Regions from separate parts of the Mus musculus genome. Here region 1 is linked to region 2. Evidence: chromatin loops called from intact Hi-C (ENCODE). Cell type or tissue: left cerebral cortex. All regions are shown on one strand. Each heading gives the region's core, and the rest is flanking DNA. Links, peaks and the distances in the headings are about the cores only.

Region 1 (16,404 bases), core at 5,136-7,635, 330 kb after region 2:
TGTTGGTTTCTGTACCAGTGTTCCTTGATACACCTCAGTACAGGTTTGTCAGTTAACTTTACTTTCTAGGAAGCTCAACAGCCCAACTTATGTTTCCTTAAACCTATTTTTTACTATGATGGCACTTTGATAAAATGGCCAGCAACCAGCCCTGGCCAAAGGTTCACATACCACGTCCTGGAGCAGCTATTGTCAATGTGGGTTTCTAAGGACGGCCATGTTCTCCTTCATGTAAGTGCCTGTTCAGAGTCTCAAAGTTTCAAAATGCCAAATATTTTCATGGTCACTTGCATGTATAATCTAGGAAATATTCAAGGAGATTTTGAAAAACAATTGTATTTAACCAGCCTCAAGTTGTGCAACCATGATATATAAAATAAATAATTTGAAACAGAAACTTAAGTTTGTAGTTTAAATAAAATGACTTTATTCTCAAATCTTGTCATTACAGCATTGCCCAGTGGTTAGGAAGACAGTCACAACAGTGAACTTTTATTAGTAGTACTAGCTTCAGGTTTGTTAAGGTTTTGTTTTGCTTTGTTTTTTTAGGTTTTATTTATTTTATATGTATTGCTGTTTTGGCTGCAAGTATGTCTGTGCAGGCATGTGGGCAGTGCCCAAGGAGGGCAGAAGAGAGCATTAGATCTCTTGGAGCTGAAATTACAGGTGTTTGTGAGCGGCCATGGGGGTGCTGGGAACAGAACCAAGGTAGCCAGTGCTGTTGACCACTGAACCATCTCTGGGTTCTCCAGCTTCAGTTTTAAGTAGTTATATAATGCTTTTAATTAATTTGCTTAAAACTCATATAAAATGCTTATTCATTCCATTTGATTCTTTTCTGATGCATAACCAACTTAAAATTTGGGGATTTCAGTCAAAACTTGATAAATAAAAAAGTTAACTATAGGCTAAATCTGTTTGCCCCCTGCAGAATATAGTGTCATAGATAATCTCAATCTTAGTCACATGCCAGGATCACTTCAGGAGCTTTAGAAAAACGGTCACACCTAGATCTCACCTAGACGGTAAAATCAGACTCTAATGGGAGTTGTGCTGCATACGTATAGTCCCAGCATGTGTGTTACAGAGGTAGGAGGACTACCTCAGGGTCAGCCTGGTCTACATAGTGAGTTCCAGCTTAGCTAGAGCTGTGTAACGAGACCCCCATCTAAAAAAAGATTGTTTTTCATATATTGGGGCATTAACATAAAAACAAGATTATCCAGGATTGAAGAGACAGTAATCACATTTCTTGTTTTGTTTAGGTTGGTCTCTACAGCCAGGACTGATCTCAAATTCACTATATAGCTGAGGATGACCTTAAAATACATTTAAGAAAACAATAATAAAATAGGGTTTTGTAGTCCAGGCTAGCTTTGAACTTACACACCAAGATGATCTGTAACTTGTGGTCCTCTGTCTCTGCCGCCCTGTGTTGGTATTATAGGCTTGCACCACCATGCCTGGTTTACATGGTGCTTAGACTTCATGACCCAAGGCTTTGAGCATCTTAAGCAGCATGCTGAGCAAGCACTCTGTCAACAGAGGCTAACTCTAATCCGCCCCTCTACCTCCTGGTTTGTTTATGTCGGGTTAACTGCTGATCATTTATGAAAGCATCCTCCAGTGGCATATACCTCTGCAGAGACTTTACAGATTTAAAGTTTTTCACCCTTATGCATAGTGAGGAAAACAGGTACCTTTCTATTTTTAAATACTTGGATGTTCTGAAAATCTTAGTACTTGGCTTCTTACATCATGGCCAGATTCTACATTGCAGAATACATCTTCACCCTAGTTATGTCCAATTCCATACACCTTGCTCCACTCAAATTCTAGTAAGGTTGTCCTGGGAACCTCAGTTTTTTGTTTGTTTTCTTGGTTGGAGTTTTTGTTTTGTTTTATTTTGTTTGAGACATGGTCTCAGCATTTAGACTCGGGTTGTCTAGAACTCTTTGTAGACCAGGTTGGCCTGAAACTTGAGACATACTCTTGAGTCAAAGGTATATACTACCATCACTTGGCTTCTTCTTCTTCTTTTTTTTTTTTTTTTTTTGATCTCATTTTTTTTAAGTTCAACATTGGGGAAGGTGGACAAAGAGAAAGAAAAGAGGAAGAGGAGGGATGTAGAGTTAATTGGGGAGGGGTGGGGGAGCCTGGAGTAGGGTGAGAATTGTAAGGCAGAGGGAGAGTCTTGTTTCCAAGGGGGGTGAACTAACAAAGGGTTCCAAAGGGGGGGGGGGGGTGTACACTCCAGACTAGGAGAGTGGGAGAGTGTTGGAGGGCACAGATTCTGAGCCAGGCATGGGGATTTTGTACAATGGTTAGCCAATGGTCAATATAAAGAAACAGATTGAGGTGTTCTGGGGTCCCTCTGACCTTTAGCCAGATGGCTTGGGCAGTGGTGGGGTCCAGGGAGCCTGCTGCTGGCCAGCTTACTTTACATGAAGGCCAACTGACCTCACAAAAACAGTTTTTCCTTAATGAGGGTAACACTGTAATTTTCTCTAAAACTGTGGGGAGATTTAATACTGCATCATAGGGGAGACTTGGTTGGAATAGTTGGTCCCCATTATGGAGAAAAGTTTACCTAACTCTGGGAATCAAAGGGTCAAAGGGACCAGACTGGAGAAGGCAATACTGAAAACGAGCCTCTTTGAGTTGAGCACAGGGAGGAGGAGATAGGCCCAGGAATGTACGTGCTTATATGGCTGGAGAACTCTTGTTCTAGGAAGAAAGGAGGGAGAGTAGGCTTATAGACAAAAGACAGAGGATAAAACTTACTGGAACTGTCAGTATTATCCCAGGGAAGGGATTAATACTGCTCATGTAACAGGTGAGGAGGGTAATGGGTTGCTCCCTGAAAAGCAATGTGATATACCCCAGGTTGCCTTCTGGTTGTCACTAAGTCAAAGACCAGCTCTCCTATCCTTGAGACAGACAACAAGAGAACTCTGTATACTTCTCCTCCCCTTCACCCACTCTCTGAAAGCCCTTTCTCTATCCACCCCTCAATGGTGACTCCCTGGCCTTAGTCCCTGTGGACAGTGAAATCGCCAAAGAACAGCTTTCCAATAAACCTGCCTTTACTATAATCTGGATTGATTTGGCTCATTTCACCGGCAGAGAAATAACCTATCAGAACTAAGGTGATTTATCAGATCCTGAGAGTCTTCAGAAAACGAGTTCACCAAGATGTGGTGATGCATGCCTTTAATCCTAGCACTTGGGAGGCAGAGGCAGATGGGATCTTTGTGAGTTTGAAGCCAGCCTGATCTACAAAGTGAGTTCCAGGACAGCCAGGGCTACAAAAGTGAAACCCTGTCTCAAAAAACAAAACAAAACAACAGAAAACCTAAACAAAAAGAAGAGAAAGTAAGAAAAGAAAGGTGTAGTCTCCCCTCCCCCAGCCTGAAACCTGCTTGCTCAGGGGTGGAGCTTCCCGCTCAATCGTTCTGCCACGCTCACTGCTGGAACGTGCGGCTTTGCTGTTTGGAGCCACACACGTGATCACCCTGCTACTGGACCCCGAGATTATTTGGCGGGAATTGGGCCCCCTTCCCCTGCTTTATAACTGAGTGCCGAAATAGTAAAAATTGAATCTTGAGCAGAGAGCTTTGTCTTGGTTCCTTCCTTATCTCGCGCAGCCCAGCCCCTCTTCTCTTCCAGGTTTCCAAAATGCCTTTCCAGGCTAGAACCCAGTTTGTGATCTACTGGCCAGACACAACAGAAAGGTTCTGAGGTTTTCATTTGTAAAGGTTGATGGTTGAGCATTAACAAAGATCATCGCTGTTCACCTTGGCCTCTGCTCCCCTCCCTTGCACATTCAACGCTTTATCTGCAAAGAAGGAACAACTTTGTGGAGGGACAGGCAAGAAAAGGTCTGGGGAGGGTTCTTCCCTGTAGTGAGTCTGGAAGCAGACTTGGGGTGGTCTAATGAGAAGCAGAGGGTTTAGGATGGATGCGCTGTCCTAGCTGGAGGCCTGGATGATGAACTTGAAGGTAGAATCTGAGTACTGGAATATGGGCGTGACTGCTTCATCAGGGTTCTAGTGGATGAGGTAAATGGAGCCTGGTTACAAAAACAGGTAGTGGAGTCTGAGGAGCTGAAGGCGGGTGGACTTTATCTCGGGACTAGGGGCTGACAATTTTTGTTTTTTATTTTTTACTTTTAGATTATTTTATGTGTATGAGTGTTTTGTCTTCATGTGTGCCTGCACTACAGGTGCGGGAACTTGAGGATGTGGTGAGCCTCCATGTGGGAATCAAACCTGCGTTCTTTCAACAAGTGCTCTTAACACACTGAGCCAACACTCCAGCTCAACATTTTTTTTAATTTAATTTTTAAATTTTATATACATTGGTGCTTTGACTGCATGTCTGTGTGAGGGGGTACAGAAGATACAGACAGTTGGGAGCCCAAGTCTCTACAAGAGCAGCTAGTGCTCTTAACCACGGAACCATCATCTCTCCAGCCCAAGGACAAAGTCTTAACCCAGGTGTTAGGCTCCAGCTCGCTACAGCCCCACCCCCACCGATGGTGCCGAAACCGAGTTCCAGGTAGCCACAGCCCTTCTCCTGAATGATCACCAGGCACTTGAGTCATGACCTTACATGGGGAAAAAAAAGCCAGCTCTTGTCTGACACACAACCTTTCCCCTTGCTCAGGACTCTTAAGAATCGTCCATCATGGGTCCTTGGTCCAAGAGCTGCACCAATAAACCTGACCTTGTTCGTTTGCCAAATGAACCAAACCCATGAGCCTCTCACCAAGGAGGGTTCTCAAGGAGGCCTACCCATATTATTACTGCAGACTCTGCGGATAGAATAAGTGCAGTTGAGATCGAAAGACCCTCGATCAATTTCAGAGAAGGAAGGCCATTCGAGTTCAGGGTCCGAACTTTGAGGGTTTTGACTTAGCACCAGATGGTTTTAGAGCTTTGACTCCGAAGCCATATCCCGCAACTCATTTTCTGAAATCAGAAAACTTGTCAAGAAGGGATAGAGACAGAGGATTGACCGATGGCGCGGGTTGGAATGAGGACCACCAGACACCGAACGAACGAAGTTGTTACTGGGTCCAATTTTCTAAAAACCGAACGGCTCCTGAACTCAGAAACTAGATGGTGTTGGGGACCTCTCGGCAGAGGACTGAGGGAACGTCGCCACACATGGCTTCCCTCCTAGTGTTTGGCCGGCCAAGAACTGAATGGTCACGCCCAGACGGAACGAACAGAGGCACCTCTTTCCTTACAACTCGGGTGGGACCGAGTGCTGTAGTAGATAGGAGTAAGATCAAACTTTAACCAGGTACACAGAGCATACTTTGTGGTTATAACTTTCGAGATGCGAGGAGTACAAACTGCTCACGTTAACTGAATTCTGCAGCTCATGGTGGAGCACATGCCTAGCTTGCTCATGGCCCCTACATGGAGCCCTAGCACCAAGGAGAGAAGCACGTGTATTGACACACGTGTCACGTAAGCGCCAGTTATCGTACAACCGGATTTCTCTGCAACCCGTCTTGATCTGTAGCAGATCAAGCTACGTCCTCTAACGTTATCCTATCAGGAAACTACGGATATTAATGCACCAATCTTCTTGGAAATGCACTTTAGCGTTTGAAGCCACATGATGCAGGATAGACAGTTTGGTCACATGACGACGCTTGTACGGTTCCCTTCCGCGCATCTGTAACATCCCTTAAGATGCCTGATTACTTTCCCTTCTTTCGAGAAAGACGCTGCCAATTGCCGCAGAAAGAGTGAGAGGATGGGAGCTCGTTTCTGCCACTGTAACGTACAGAGGTCGTGCTCCCACGAAGAGGCGCGCTCCCAACCCTTCCATCTCCTTTTCCTTCAGGCGCACGCGGGGGCAGCCCTGTGTCTCTCTGGGTCCTTTCGCTCCGCGGGCGCCGGAGCTACGTCACCGAGCGGCGCCAGTGGTCCGGATTTTCCCCGGCTCCATTCGAGCCGCGGCCTCAATGTCCTTGCCTCGGTGTACCTTGCTGTGGGCTCGGCTCCCGGCGGGGCGCGGGGCTGGGCCCCGGGCGGCCCCTTGCTCCGCCCTTCGCGCTCTCGTGGGGTCGTTCCCGGGGGCTTCAGGACGCGTTCCCTGCTTGGCCGCCTCCTCCTCTGCCTCTGGTGGCTCCAAAGCCCCGAACACGTCCTTGTTCGTGCCGCTGACGGTGAAGCCTCAGGGTCCCAGCGCCGATGGCGACGTGGGCGCGGAGCTCACTCGGCCTCTAGACAAGAGTGAGTGCTGGAGCCTCCCGGCAGAGCGGCAGGGTCTGCAGCCTGGGCCTACATAGTGCAATGTCTGTTCCTTTTTGGAGCCCTTAGCACCCGAGCCTAAGTCATATTTAGTCTCTTCTGTAGTTGACATTGACCGTTCTCTTCGGTCGAGGAGGTTAAGAGTTTTGTCCCTAAGTGGTGCGCCGCTTGTGCTCCTAGAGTCCTCATGGAGGGATTAAACAGTGAGGACTTGCCATTGACCTGATGTGGATGTCTAACGATGTTAAAATTCCATCTGGTTGCCAAGACAACGGGTCTCAGATCCGGATTTCTCAATAAATTTACTCTCCCACGAGACAGACCTGAATTTAAATACAAGATAAAAGTTGATAAAACTGTCTTTGCCAAAAAGTAGTATCGTCCCAGGTTCCAGAGATGAATAAAAAAAAAACCTTTAGCATCACTGGGTTGAAGTGAGTTTTGTCCTACCTGCATTTGGGTGAGCTTGACAATGGGAGGGTGAAAGGTTTCTTTTCACCAAATGACATTCTTAGAGACTGAAAGAAAACCACATTTCTTTTAGGCACAAGCTGTCTTCCTGGCTCTTCAACAAGCAATATTGATGCTTCCTATTGTGACTTTAAAATATAGGCTTCATGTTGGGAGTCAGAGGCAGAGGATGGCAAGTTCAATACCAGCCTGGGCTACAGAATGAGTTCAAAACAGGCTTGGAAAACTTAAGAGAGGTCCTATTTCAAAATAAAAAAATTAAACAAGGTTTCTCTGTGTGGCTTTGGCTGTCCTGGAATGTGCTCTGTAGACCAGGCTGGCCTCAGACTCACAGAGATAGGCCTGTGTCTGCCTGCCGAGTCCCTGGATCAAAGGCCTGGGCTACCTGCACCTCCAGGCAGCAGAGTGTTCTTTTTTAATGTGCTTGAAGATATAACCCTGGGATATATGCCTTGCCAAGCACGCAGTGCCGTGGGGTCATTTCCCAGTACTGTGAAATCAACTAACAAGGTAGTACTCCTCCTCTTCCCCTTCCTTTCCCTCTACTTTTTCCCTCCTCAAGATAAGCTCGAGCTGTTCTCAGACTGGGGATTGTCATTAATTACTGCACAGGCTACCGTTGCTAACACTGCTCTTAGTAGTGAATTACATCTGCCTCTCATAGCAGGACTTGCCTTTTCTTGGTTACTCAAGAAGAGCTTTGGGCACAAGGGGAGGTTTGATGGTGACTCTGTGGGGGTGGGGGGAGGGGGACTGGCTCTCTCCTTGTGTGTCTGTGGTCTGTCAGGGATGGTGCATTGCTGTACTCTTGTCATTTTTCTTACTCCATTGCACAGTAGCCCAAAGCTTCACACTCTCAAAGCATTCCTGAGGCCCCGGCCTTTAGTATTATGACTTCAAATTCCTTTTGTTGTAGATTTGTCTAAATTGGTAAACAATTGTTAAAAAAAAATCTTTTATAGGGTCTGGAGAGATGGCTTACAAGAGCACTCACTACTCTTCAGGTCCTGAATTCAATTCCCAGCAACCACATGGTGGCTCACAACCATCTGTAATGGGGTCTGGTGTATCTAAAGAGACCAATGGTGGTGTACTCATGCATAAAATAAATAAATAAATAAATCTTTAAAAAAACTTATATTTCTTTTTTAGATGAAGTAAAGAAGATCTTAGACAAGTTTTATAAGAGGCAAGAAATTCAAAAGCTGAGTGCTGACTATGGACTTGATGGTAAGGCTGACAATTTTTTGAGAGTTATTTTGAACAGTTTTTATCAATTTATGTGTGTGAGTATTTTTCCTACATGTATGTCCATAGCTACTTTTGTGCAGTGCCCATGACAGAGAGTATTAGATGCTCTGGAATTGGAGTTAGAGATGCCTGTGAGCCACCATTCGGATGCTGAGAATCAAGCTTGGTTTCCATGGAAGAGCAGCCACTGTTCTTAACCACAGAGTTCTCTCTGCATCTCTGCCAGTAACATCTTCATAGAACTGTCACATTTTGCATTGTACTTTGTTATGTGTATTATAGTCTGAAGAAAAGTCCCTCTCCTTGTCTTCTGGGGGACTCACAAGCCCAGCTTGCCAGCCAGACTCCACAGTACAGGAGTGCGTGTTCAGCCTGCCTTAGTGTCTGTCCTGTGTAGTTTCAGTTTTAGCTCAGCTTGTGAAAAGCCAGCTGTGCTACCAAAACGCTGATAGGGGCTGGGGTTTGCTGTGGCATTTGTATACTTGACAGTGAGAGCTAAGTAAAGACTAAGCCTTGTATGCTTTGGTTTTATGTTTTCCACAGCTCGTCTCTTCCACCAGGCTTTCATAAGCTTCAGGAATTACATTATGCAATCCCATTCTCTGGACGTGGACATTCACATTGTCCTGAATGATATCTGCTTCAGTGCAGGCAAGTGCTTAGAGAGCTTTTAAAAACATTTATTTTGTGTGTGTGAGAGCCGGAGGGAGGATGATAGAGTTGAGGGGAGGAGAAGGAAGAAGAGGTGGAGGAGAAGAGAAGAGGAGTATGCGTGTATGCCGTGACACTCATTTGGAGGTCAGAGGACAACTTTAGGGCGTCTGTTCTCCTTCCAGTTGTAGGTTTCAGGGACTGTATGACACTCCCTTCCCTTGCTGAGCCATGTCATTGGCCTGCTGAGAGGATTTTTTTTTAATTATTTTTATTTTATGTGTATGGGTGTTCTGTTTGCACTACATGCATGAAATGCCTGCAGAGGCCAGAGGAAGGAGTCAGACCCCCTGGAACCTGAGTTACGGATGGTCGTAAGTTGCCTTGTGGGTGCTGGGAACCAAACCTGGGTTCTCTGGAAAAGCAACCTTGAACACTGGACCATCTCTCCAGCCCACTGTGAAGATTTTTTAAAGAAATGATTGTGTGTGTGTGTGTTTTATGTGTGCCTGTGTGTTCCTTTGGGTGCACATGCAGAAATAAGAGGAAGACAGCAGGGTCCTGCTCCACCACTGACTCTCACTAACCCTGGAGTTGGTCTGGTGGCCAGCAAGCCTCCAAAATCCTCCTGTCTCCCTGCCCCTTCCCCTTCCAAAGCTGGGGTTAAAGATGTGCTTGGCAGCCTCACCCAGCTTTTTAGGTGTGTGCTGGGATTGAACTCAGGTCCTCATGCTTGCACGGGGAACATTCATGTTCTCTGAGCCACCTCTCAAGCCCTGAGAATTTTAGGAATATTAGTGGGGGTGCTTTTTGTTACTTCTCATTTATTTCTGTAGCTAGCAGAGCTTCCTTGTTTTAGAATAGGTCCTGGCATTGTACTCTATAACTAAGTCACTGTGCCTGTCCATCGAATCCCTGCATCAGTTAGTAAGTCCGACATAGGCTGTCTTTGATCATCATCCTCTGCTCTGTTAGCATAGAGAGCAGCATGAATGGAATAGAATTAGCACACGGCACCTTTCATCTGTTTCTACTATTGGATTCTCTCTCCTTTGTAAAAGTTCTGTCCTGAAAGAAAAACAAAGCAGTAGGCATGGTGGCCCACTTTGTCCCATCCCTTTGGAGGCTGAGGCAGGATTTCTTTGAATTCCAGGCCAGCCTGGGTTATAGAGTGGCCCTGTCTCAACACAGAAACAAAGTAGGAAGCTTATTGTTTGGTTTCCATGGGTGTCCTGGTACCTTAATTATAGTGTTAAATGTGTTTGACACTTAGATCTTTAGCTTGTAACAGACACTGAAGGAGAACCTGATAAATAGCCAAGTGAGACATATGCTACTTTTCTCTCAGAGCCACTGCAGGTGTGCAGAAAACTTAGTTGCTTCTCTGTGGTCTTTGACATTAAAAAAAAAAAAAAAGTTACTGAGTTGGAGTGGGGTAGCTCAGGGTTTGATCCTGGGCTTAGTCTGTATTAACTCCTGGGTTCCAGCCCCAACAGCAACACTGTCCAAAACATTTCACAAAAAGAAGTTCCTGTCCCTCTAATGTCCAGGCTGTGTGTGTTTATCTCCTGCAGTGCTAACCTTTGCATATTCACACTGAAGAGCTTAGAGCCTGATGGGTGGCAGCTAGTGTTTTGTTTTGCCAGACCTGAGAGGTTTGGAGAAGGAAGGAATAGAGTGTGGGGTCCTAGGGAAGGGGACAGGAGGGGGCCTCTTGCTCCAGGCTTTGCTCTACAGTCCAGGCAGTACCCACTGAGAAGAAATGGTTTCCATGGTACAGGGGTTTCTGTGCTGGCAGGACTGCAAGATGGAGGTTTAGTTATGAGTATCTTACTGAGTGAGCGTGCTAATGTATGATGCTATCTTACAGCTCATGTGGACGATTTATTTCCATTTTTCTTGAGACATGCCAAACAAATATTTCCTGTATTGGAATGCAAGGATGATCTACGTAAAATCAGTGACTTGAGGATACCACCCAACTGGTTAGTTCTTTTATTTACTGACTCCGAGTTTTCTAATTTGGGGAAACTAATGTTGATGCTTTTATTTTATACTAGATAACAAATCATAGAGTTTAAATTTTGTTTGCCCCAAAGACAAAACACAATAACCGAGGAATTGGTTCTCTCAGACATGTTACTGGTGTGTTCCTTTCCTCCTGTTGGAACGTAGGCTGAGGTTTTCTTGGGGTGGATTTCTGATGGAGCTCTTTTTCAAGGTTGTCCTAAGTTCTGATGCGTCGTTAGCTGACTGCCTGGATGTCAATCGTTCTTTCCCCATGGCTAGCACTGTGGTATCTTTGACATACTCTGCCCAAATCCTGGGAGCTGTTCTCTAGACCTTACCAGTTCTAACCTTATGTAGGTCTAGCCCAACCCTTAGCCAAAACGCCACAGAACCACCACCCTGACACACCACACATGGTGACTTGAGGACTCCACTTTCTTCATCATCTCTGCTCTTTCACATTTGGCCATTTAAGTTCCAGCTGCCTCAATCCAGATTGGAGATTGTGTTCAGTTGGTAGAGCAGTTTCTAACAGGGACTTGATCCCTAGTACAGCATGACACCATATGGGATGTAGAGCCAGATGGATGGTTAAGAATTCAAAGGTGCTGTTTGTGGAGGTGCTGTTAGTCCCCACATTCAGGAGACAGAAGAAGGAGGATTTCTATGAGTTCAAGGCCAGCCTGGTCTACATAGAGAGTTCCAAGACAGCCAGGGCTACATAGAGAGACCATGTCTCAAAAAACAAAACAACAACAACAGCAGCAACAAACTAAAGAAGAAAGAAAAAAGAACGAAAAAAGAGTCATTCTTGACTATCTGGCAAGTTAGAGGCCAATGCAGGGCACATGAAACCCTGTCTTGAAAAGAAAATTAAATTCAGCTGCTAAAGGCAGCTCTACAGCTGACCTGCTGCCTGTTAGGGCAGCGGTTGCTCTTGGCTCAGTTGCCACCTCCCTGTGTCCTGTGGGATGCAATAAGGACCATCTCCATTACTCCCTTCCTGCGGGAGTTAGTCCTCACTGCCTGTTGTTTCTTTCCCAAACAGTTGCTGCAATATTTTGCCCAGTTTTGAGTTTACATATGGTGATAGGGTACATCTCACCAGTCAGCCCGAGTGGCCAGAAGCAGAGGTTCGGTGGCTGTATTTATTTATTGATACTGAAATGACAAAGCCTGGGGGTATTTGCTTTGGGGTCTTTGGGTTCAGAGTTGTGGGAGTGATGGAAACATAGCTGTGGGACCAGTGGCAGCTTAAATCCGGGAACACAGGAGATACCCAAAGCATTTACTTGCATTTGAGGTTCCTGTCCTCCAGTAAATGCTGCTCTTGGAAGTCTTGTTATTTTTAAGGTGGGTTATACAGCCTTCATTGAGTTTTTCAAACACTGTCTGCTAGAATGGATTATAGGGCTAATAGAATTAAGCACTTTATCTGCTCATATTTTAGGTACCCAGAAGCCAGAGCGAGACAGCGGAAGATAATATTCCACTCAGGCCCTACCAACAGTGGGAAGACTTACCATGCCATCCAGAGATACCTGTCAGCGACCTCTGGCGTGTACTGCGGTCCTCTAAAACTGCTGGCGCACGAGATCTTTGAGAAGAGCAATGCTGCTGTCAGTACTCTACAGGGTATTCACTCATTTCCCCAGTAACTTCTCTCTCTTGGGGTGAAGGCGCACACTCTGTGGGGAAGGAATGCACAGTCCCTCACTGTTGGCAGAAATGCCTGTTTCTGTGCACCGGAGAGCTGGCAGGTGAGAGAGAGAGGTGATGGCACTGACATGCCTGCTGGATCCTTAGCTCAGAGGAAATGTGACAAAAGACCTGGGATCCTAGCACATGGAACATGGAGGCAGGCCTGGGCTACTGTCTCAGAAAACATAATAAGATCATCAGGGGTGAAAACAAGACCTAGTTCAGAGAATGAAATAAAGTATTACTGAATATTTTCTGTAGAGAGAATTGCAGAAGATCATATGATGCCTGCTGTCAAAAGCTCATATGTTTCATTTCTGTCTTTTTTTTTAAGATTTACTTATTTTTTGTATATGAGTATACTGTAGCTGTCTTCAGAAACACCAGAAGAGGGCATCGGATCCCATTACAGATGGTTGTTAGCCACCATGTGGTGACTGGAAATTGAACTCAGGACCTCTGGAAGAACAATCAGTGCTCTTAATCACTGAGCGATCTTCCCAGCCTCACATAATTCTTTTTTTGTTTGTTTGTTTGTTTGTTTTTGGCTTTTCAAGACAGGGTTTCTCTGTATAAACCTGGCTGTCCTGGAACTCACTCTGTAGACCAGGCTGGCCTCGAACTCATAAATCTGCATGCCTCTGCCTCCCAAGTGCTGGGATGAAAGGCGTGCGTCACCACACCCGGCTGAGACAGGGTTTCTCTGTGTGGCCCTGGCTGTTGCCTTTGTAGACCAGGCTGGCCTCGAACTCAGAAATTCACTTGCATCTGCCTCTGCCTCTGCCTCCCGAGTGCTGGGATTAAAGGCTTGCGCTACCATGCCCGGCTCCCACATGGTTCTTTATGTATACATTGTGCATGTTTTTCTTCACAACAAAAACCTGGTGCTTTGTTTTGTTTTGTAGTTTGTTAACATAACTAGAGCATATTTATCTGAAAGAATATTTAGTTGATAGTCCACTATTATTTACTACTTAATTCATATTCAAATTCAAGTTTTGTTGGGCCAGAGAAACAACTCCACTGTTTAAGAGTACTCGCTATCTGAGGACCCATGTAGGGTGGCTCACAAAGTGCCTCTGGCTCCCACTCCAGGGGATCTAGCACCCTCTTCAGCCACTGTGGTACACATACACAGATGTAAAGTATGAAATACCTTAAAATGTTTGTGCCTGTGTCGCTTGTCAAGTAACCTCCTCCCTCTTCCCTCCTAGGAGCTCGTCTAAGTTCCCACATGCTGTGACCATTTTCTAGTTTATGCTAATCTCAGAATTCCTCAGTCAGTCTTTGTCTCCTGTAACCTTTTTATTTTTTAAATACTGTAGGTTACTTGTGGACTAGACTTTCTCAGATTGAGCACAAAACAGCCTTCATTCTGGAAAGCCTTGCATTCCTGACTGAGTACCCCAGTATACCATACCGCTGATGTTGCTTCTTCTGGGGGGTGGGGGGTTAGACCAGGGTCCTTTTAGTCTCAGGCTCCACTCATAGTGTTGTTCTTGAGTATGGCAGCAGTTCATGTCCGCTGGGTTAACTAACGCCATTAGTGCTGAAATGTGCAGAGAGAAACTGAAAGATGGTAATGTGGCGAGAGAAAGCTCAGTGATAGAGCACTTGCCGGGCTTAAGCAAAGCCCTGGGTTCACTGCCCACCACTGCAAAGGAAACTGACCAAATCCAGAGCCAGAGCTGTTGGCTGGGCCACGTGGTGCATGTCTATAATCCCAGAACTTTGGAATTGGACGATCGGGAGTTCAAATCATCATTAGTTATATAGTTAGTTTCAGGCCAGCCTGGGCTACATGAGACTCTGCTCAAGATACAGAGGAACCACTACAGTTTCTCTCTCTGCTGAAGGTTCTGATTGAACATTTCTTCAGATTTATCTAACGTATACAACAGAGTAGCTAGCTGTGTGTGAGGAGTGTGGAAGTAAAAACATTGGGAGTCGTGGATTCGGTTATTTGAATACATTTGATAGTAATGGAATGAATCCTTTTCAGACCTTGGCTTTTTGTTACCATTTTTAAGTCAGAGATAAGACTGGGTTTCTTTTTATCATTCCAGGGTGTGCCGTGTGACTTGGTGACAGGTGAAGAGCGGCTGACAGTGGAGCCTGAGGGGAAACAAGCCACCCATGTCTCTTGCACTGTGGAGATGTGCAATGTTGCAACTCCTTGTATGTATCTGCTGTTCAGAAAACTAGGATTGGGGGTTTCAGTATGGTTAAGCTTAAGTTATAGGACTTTATGGTGAAAAGTGAAAAATCTAGGAGAAAATGGGTGACTAAATACTTACCCCTTTCCAGCAAACCTTGCTGTGCTTGTTTTCCTTTGTCTTGGATGAAACAGAATCCCAGTGCTTTAATCGTATCGTTGATCAGTGGCAGGTGGATCTCTGAATTCCAGGACAGCTGGGCTACATAGTGAGACTTTGTCTTCCAAAATATAAAAGTCAGACATAGTCTACTTATTAATATATATATATATATATATTAAACATATAGGTTTATCCATATAAACTGTTACATAATTTATTTTATTTTTTTGGTTTTTCAAGACGGTTTTTCTGTGTAGCCTTGGCTGTCCTGGAACTCACTCTGTAGTCCAGGCTGGCCTGGAACTCAGAAATCCGCCTGCCTCTGCCTCCTGAGTGCTGGGATTAAAGGTGTGCGCCACCACGCCCGGCTACATAATCTTTTTTTATGACAAAAATTCTTCATTCCCCTATTAAGGAATATTTAGGTTGTTTACATTCTGTCATGGGTTGGGAATGTAGCTCAGTGGTAGAGCACTTGCCTTGTAAGTGCAAAGCCCTGGGTTCAGGCCTCAGTGCTGGAAACAAAGGTCTATATTATATAATGAGCTTCTGGCTTCATTTATGGAACTACTGAAGTGTAAGTAAACAAAGAAAATAAATATCTATAATTTTCCCATCCCATCTGTCCCCAAACAATGATTTTTTTTTTTTTTTTGGTTTTTCGAGACAGGGTTTCTCTGTGTAGCTCTGGCTGTCCTGGAACTCACTCTGTAGATCAGGCTGGCCTCGAACTCAGAAATCCGCCTGCCTCTGACTCCTGAGTGCTGGGATTAAAGGGGTGCGCCACCACTGCCCAGCCCAAACAATGATTTTTAATTAATCCTGTGGTATATATTTTCTTAACTTTCTGTGTTAGTATTCAGATTTTGTTATTTATATGTAGGGTATGCACTCAGGTGAATATATTAAATATAGTAAAGATCATATGGTTTTACTAACAGCTTGCTTTTGTTTTTAAAATCAACTCTTCAAATAGATAGTTTTAAGTTTTTCAGTGTGTTTTAAAAGTCATATAGTATTACAATGCAAATGGCACACAAAAGTCAAAATGTTCTCTGCTTCCTGCTTTTTAGCCTATTTGTCTTAACATGATGAGTAATTTTTAATCTGGTTTCCAAATATAAATTAGCTTTTTTTAATGTTCTCAGTTCCCTGGTATTTTGAAGATGGAATTAAAAATATGACTTGCAGAAGTGGTATAACACAGGAGTGTTGGGGCCTTAGAAAACAAGCCAAGGGGTTGCTTTGCTCCCAGGTGATGGCCTGGGCATGAGCAGAGCCGGTCTGAGGAGTCCTTCCGTCCTCTGTGTTTGTTGCTTCTGAGCGCAGTTTTGAGAATATGTAGCCTTGGTTGGCCTGGCACTTGCTATATGGACCAGCCTGGTGTCAGCCTCATAGAGATCTGACTGCCTCTGCCTGGCTACTGTCAGGATCCAAGAAGTACACTACCACATAGGACTAAGATTTATTTTAAAGTGTGTGTGTGTGTGCGTGTGCGTGCACACGTGCGCGCTCATGCATGTGTCCTTAGAGTTCAGAAGAGGCCATCAGTTGTAGGTCCTCCAAAAGTACCCTCTGTTACCTGTCAAGCTGAAGAGTAGTAATAAGGTTGTTCCTAGTAGTCGGAGTCAGCAGGGTGTGTGAGGTTACAGAGATAACCTGGAGGAGACTGCTCAGAGTGTGGAGTGTGGTGTTGAGAGCTAGGAGGCTGGGATTTGAGTTCATCCCTA
Region 2 (2,500 bases), core at 1-2,500:
GGATTAAAGACGTGCGCCTTCACTGCCTGGCTAGAGACGCTGCAGTCCCCTCTTCCAAGATGATAATTGACAAGAATGCTAACCAGTGCAACCTGGAGTGGTTTTTCTTTTTGTTTTCTAATGTTTGGAGTATATACTCATAACATGGATAATTATGTATGCCTCAGCATACATAAGTGTCATACATTATTCTCATGCTCTTCCAGCTGCCCTCTGTGAGGTCTCCCCCAACCACTAGATGATTCTTCAGTCCCTCTTTCTGATGTCCTCCTGCATGGATTTCATTGTCCGATCTTCACTAGAGTTCCCTTTTTCTCCTCTCAATCTTTTATATTTTTGTTAAATACAATATAAACATACACACATTTAAATTGAGCTTCTGCATATGAGAAAAACCATACAGTATTTGTTGTTTTTAATCTTTGCACATTTTCAATGGCATATGATTTTTGATTGATCAGTTATTTATTTCTCATACCATGATTTCATTTTTCCTTTATGGTTGTATAAAATTTTATATATATATATATATGTATATATATATATACATACATATATATATATATATATATATATATATATGCATACACATACATACACACACACACATGCTACATTTTTACGTGTTTGTTGGTGAGCATTATTTCCTATGACTTGTGAGTAGTGTAGCTATAAACATGGGTGTGTACATAGAGTTGTATAAGTGGGTCATATGAAAGTTCATTAGATTTATTTTTGTTTTATGTCTGTGCAACATGTGCATACCCAGTGCCCTTAGAGGCCATAGGAAGGTATTGGATCTCCTAGAACTGGAGTTACAGATGTGAGCTGCCTTATGAGTGCTAGGAATTGAAATTGAGTCCTGGAAGCCCGTGGTGCTCTTAACTGCTAATCCATCTCCCCAGCTCCCTGGTTATTATTTATTTTAGTTAATTAAGTTTTAAAAAAATGAGTGCTATGTATGTATGTATGTATGTATGTATATATGTTTGCATGCCAGAGGAGGGCATCAGATCCCTTTATAGATGGTCATGGGCCACCATGTGGTTGCTGAGAATTGAACTCAGGACCTCTGGAAGTGCAGCCAGTGCTCTCCACCATAAGCTGTCTCGCCGGCTCCCTCTGTACTGTTTGTACTGAGTGTAGACATATTTGCCAATAGTCCACATGTGTAGGTCAGAGGGTAACTTTGCAGAAGAGTTTTTATTTTTCTCGTACCTTTTTAAGATTCTAGTAGCTTGTGTGTCTAGTAGGCCACCCACTTGCTGAGTCATGTCACTTGCCCTATGATGCCCCATGGTTTTTATTGTTGTCTACCTTTTGTTATTTAAGATGGGTTTCATATCGCCCAGGCTGGCCTTGAATTTACTTTGTAGCCAAGCATAATTTTGAATTCTAGATCCTTCTGCCTCTACTTCTCCAATGGCTGGGATTATGGGCATGTTCTGCTACACCAGAATTTTTAAAAATTTATATTTATTTATTTTGAATTTCTTCAATACCTCTTATGTATTCTTTTGGAATGTTGTTTTGTTTTGATTCTTTGTGTGATTTTTACTTTGTTCCTTTGTCTTAGAAATTGAGGCATAAGTCTAAATGCTTTGGCTAGAATTGGTTATGGCCAGTGCTTTGTAATTTATGCTGAGTTGTTATGTTAGATGCTTTCAGTTCTCCAGTGTTACTGATGCTGGATTTGATTATCATCAATAGCCATAGATTTCTCTGGTTTAACTGAATCCCTTTTCTTCCTGTAAATCAATAATACCCCAATGGTATTTTAATATTCTCTGCCTATCTTATTCCATAGTACTCATTGATTTAGTGTGTATATATCAGGTGTTGGCAAATTGTAGGCTAGAATTTGAGCCCACAGTTTGCTTAAGATAAAAATGGAGTTTACATTTTAAAAGTGCGCTCTCTCTCCCCTCCCCCTCTCTCTCTCACTCACACACACACACACACACACACACACACACACACACACACACAAAAACACATATACACACCTCTACCTCTCTGAGTATCTGTGACCTGGTCATTTGCAAAACATGCTTGCCAACTTCCTTTAGGCGATTCTATTTTGTTAAAAAATTATGTACATTTCCTCTGTCAAGGAATACCTGTTGTTATTTTTTAGGGTATAGACTTTTTTACTAACTCTAGAATAGGGAGTTTCTGTGTTCGTGTTCTCCAGTGTTGGCAACGAGATTCTTTTTCCTTCTTCCTGTCCTTTTTCCTTATCATGGTGCTCTCTTACGTTTTAAGGTGTTGATCATTTTATACTCAATTGATTTTTGCAATTGCTGCTGCTGAGTTTAGTGGGGTAGAGGATAGTGTAGAGAATGGTAGTCCTGGGCACCAGCATCAGGGCCATATGGATACTAGACAAGCACTCTACCACTGAACTATATGCTCAGCCCTTTGTGTACTTGTTCCTTAAACAAGCTACTGCATAAGAGTGATGAAGTTAAGACTTTACTATATCTTCTATATGACCCTG

The links. A loop is a pair of places that touch in the nucleus more often than their neighbours do. Peaks named below come from ENCODE experiments on the same cell type or tissue, not always from the same donor. Only the 100,000 strongest peaks of a DNase experiment are listed, where the experiment ranks them.
Region 1: a loop joins it to region 2, with 3 times the contacts of the local background. A loop is called at or near these places in 5 of 42 quality-filtered maps.

The regions. Positions count from the first base shown.
Region 1 is chr10:62,439,265-62,455,668 of GRCm38, reverse strand. It overlaps Supv3l1 (suppressor of var1, 3-like 1 (S. cerevisiae)), which reads left to right and starts at 5,931. Exons shown (of 15, transcript NM_181423.3): 1 at 5,931-6,254; 2 at 7,896-7,973; 3 at 8,538-8,645; 4 at 10,516-10,630; 5 at 12,106-12,274; 6 at 14,423-14,534. The coding sequence starts at 5,984. 4930507D05Rik (RIKEN cDNA 4930507D05 gene) reads right to left here and starts at 6,509. Exons shown (of 1, transcript NR_027926.1): 1 at 4,316-6,509. Vps26a (VPS26 retromer complex component A) reads left to right here. Exons shown (of 9, transcript NM_133672.3): 9 at 1-826. In left cerebral cortex, for the core only: no CTCF peak of the experiment used is centred there; DNase peaks (open chromatin) are centred at 5,605, 5,895 and 6,147; H3K4me3 peaks cover 2,093 bases; H3K27ac peaks cover 1,645 bases.
Region 2 is chr10:62,773,495-62,775,994 of GRCm38, reverse strand. All of the region lies in intron 8 of Ccar1 (cell division cycle and apoptosis regulator 1), which reads left to right. Among named protein-coding and RNA genes, the nearest start is that of Snord98, 9.1 kb to the right of the region's middle. In left cerebral cortex, for the core only: no CTCF peak of the experiment used is centred there; no DNase peak of the experiment used is centred there.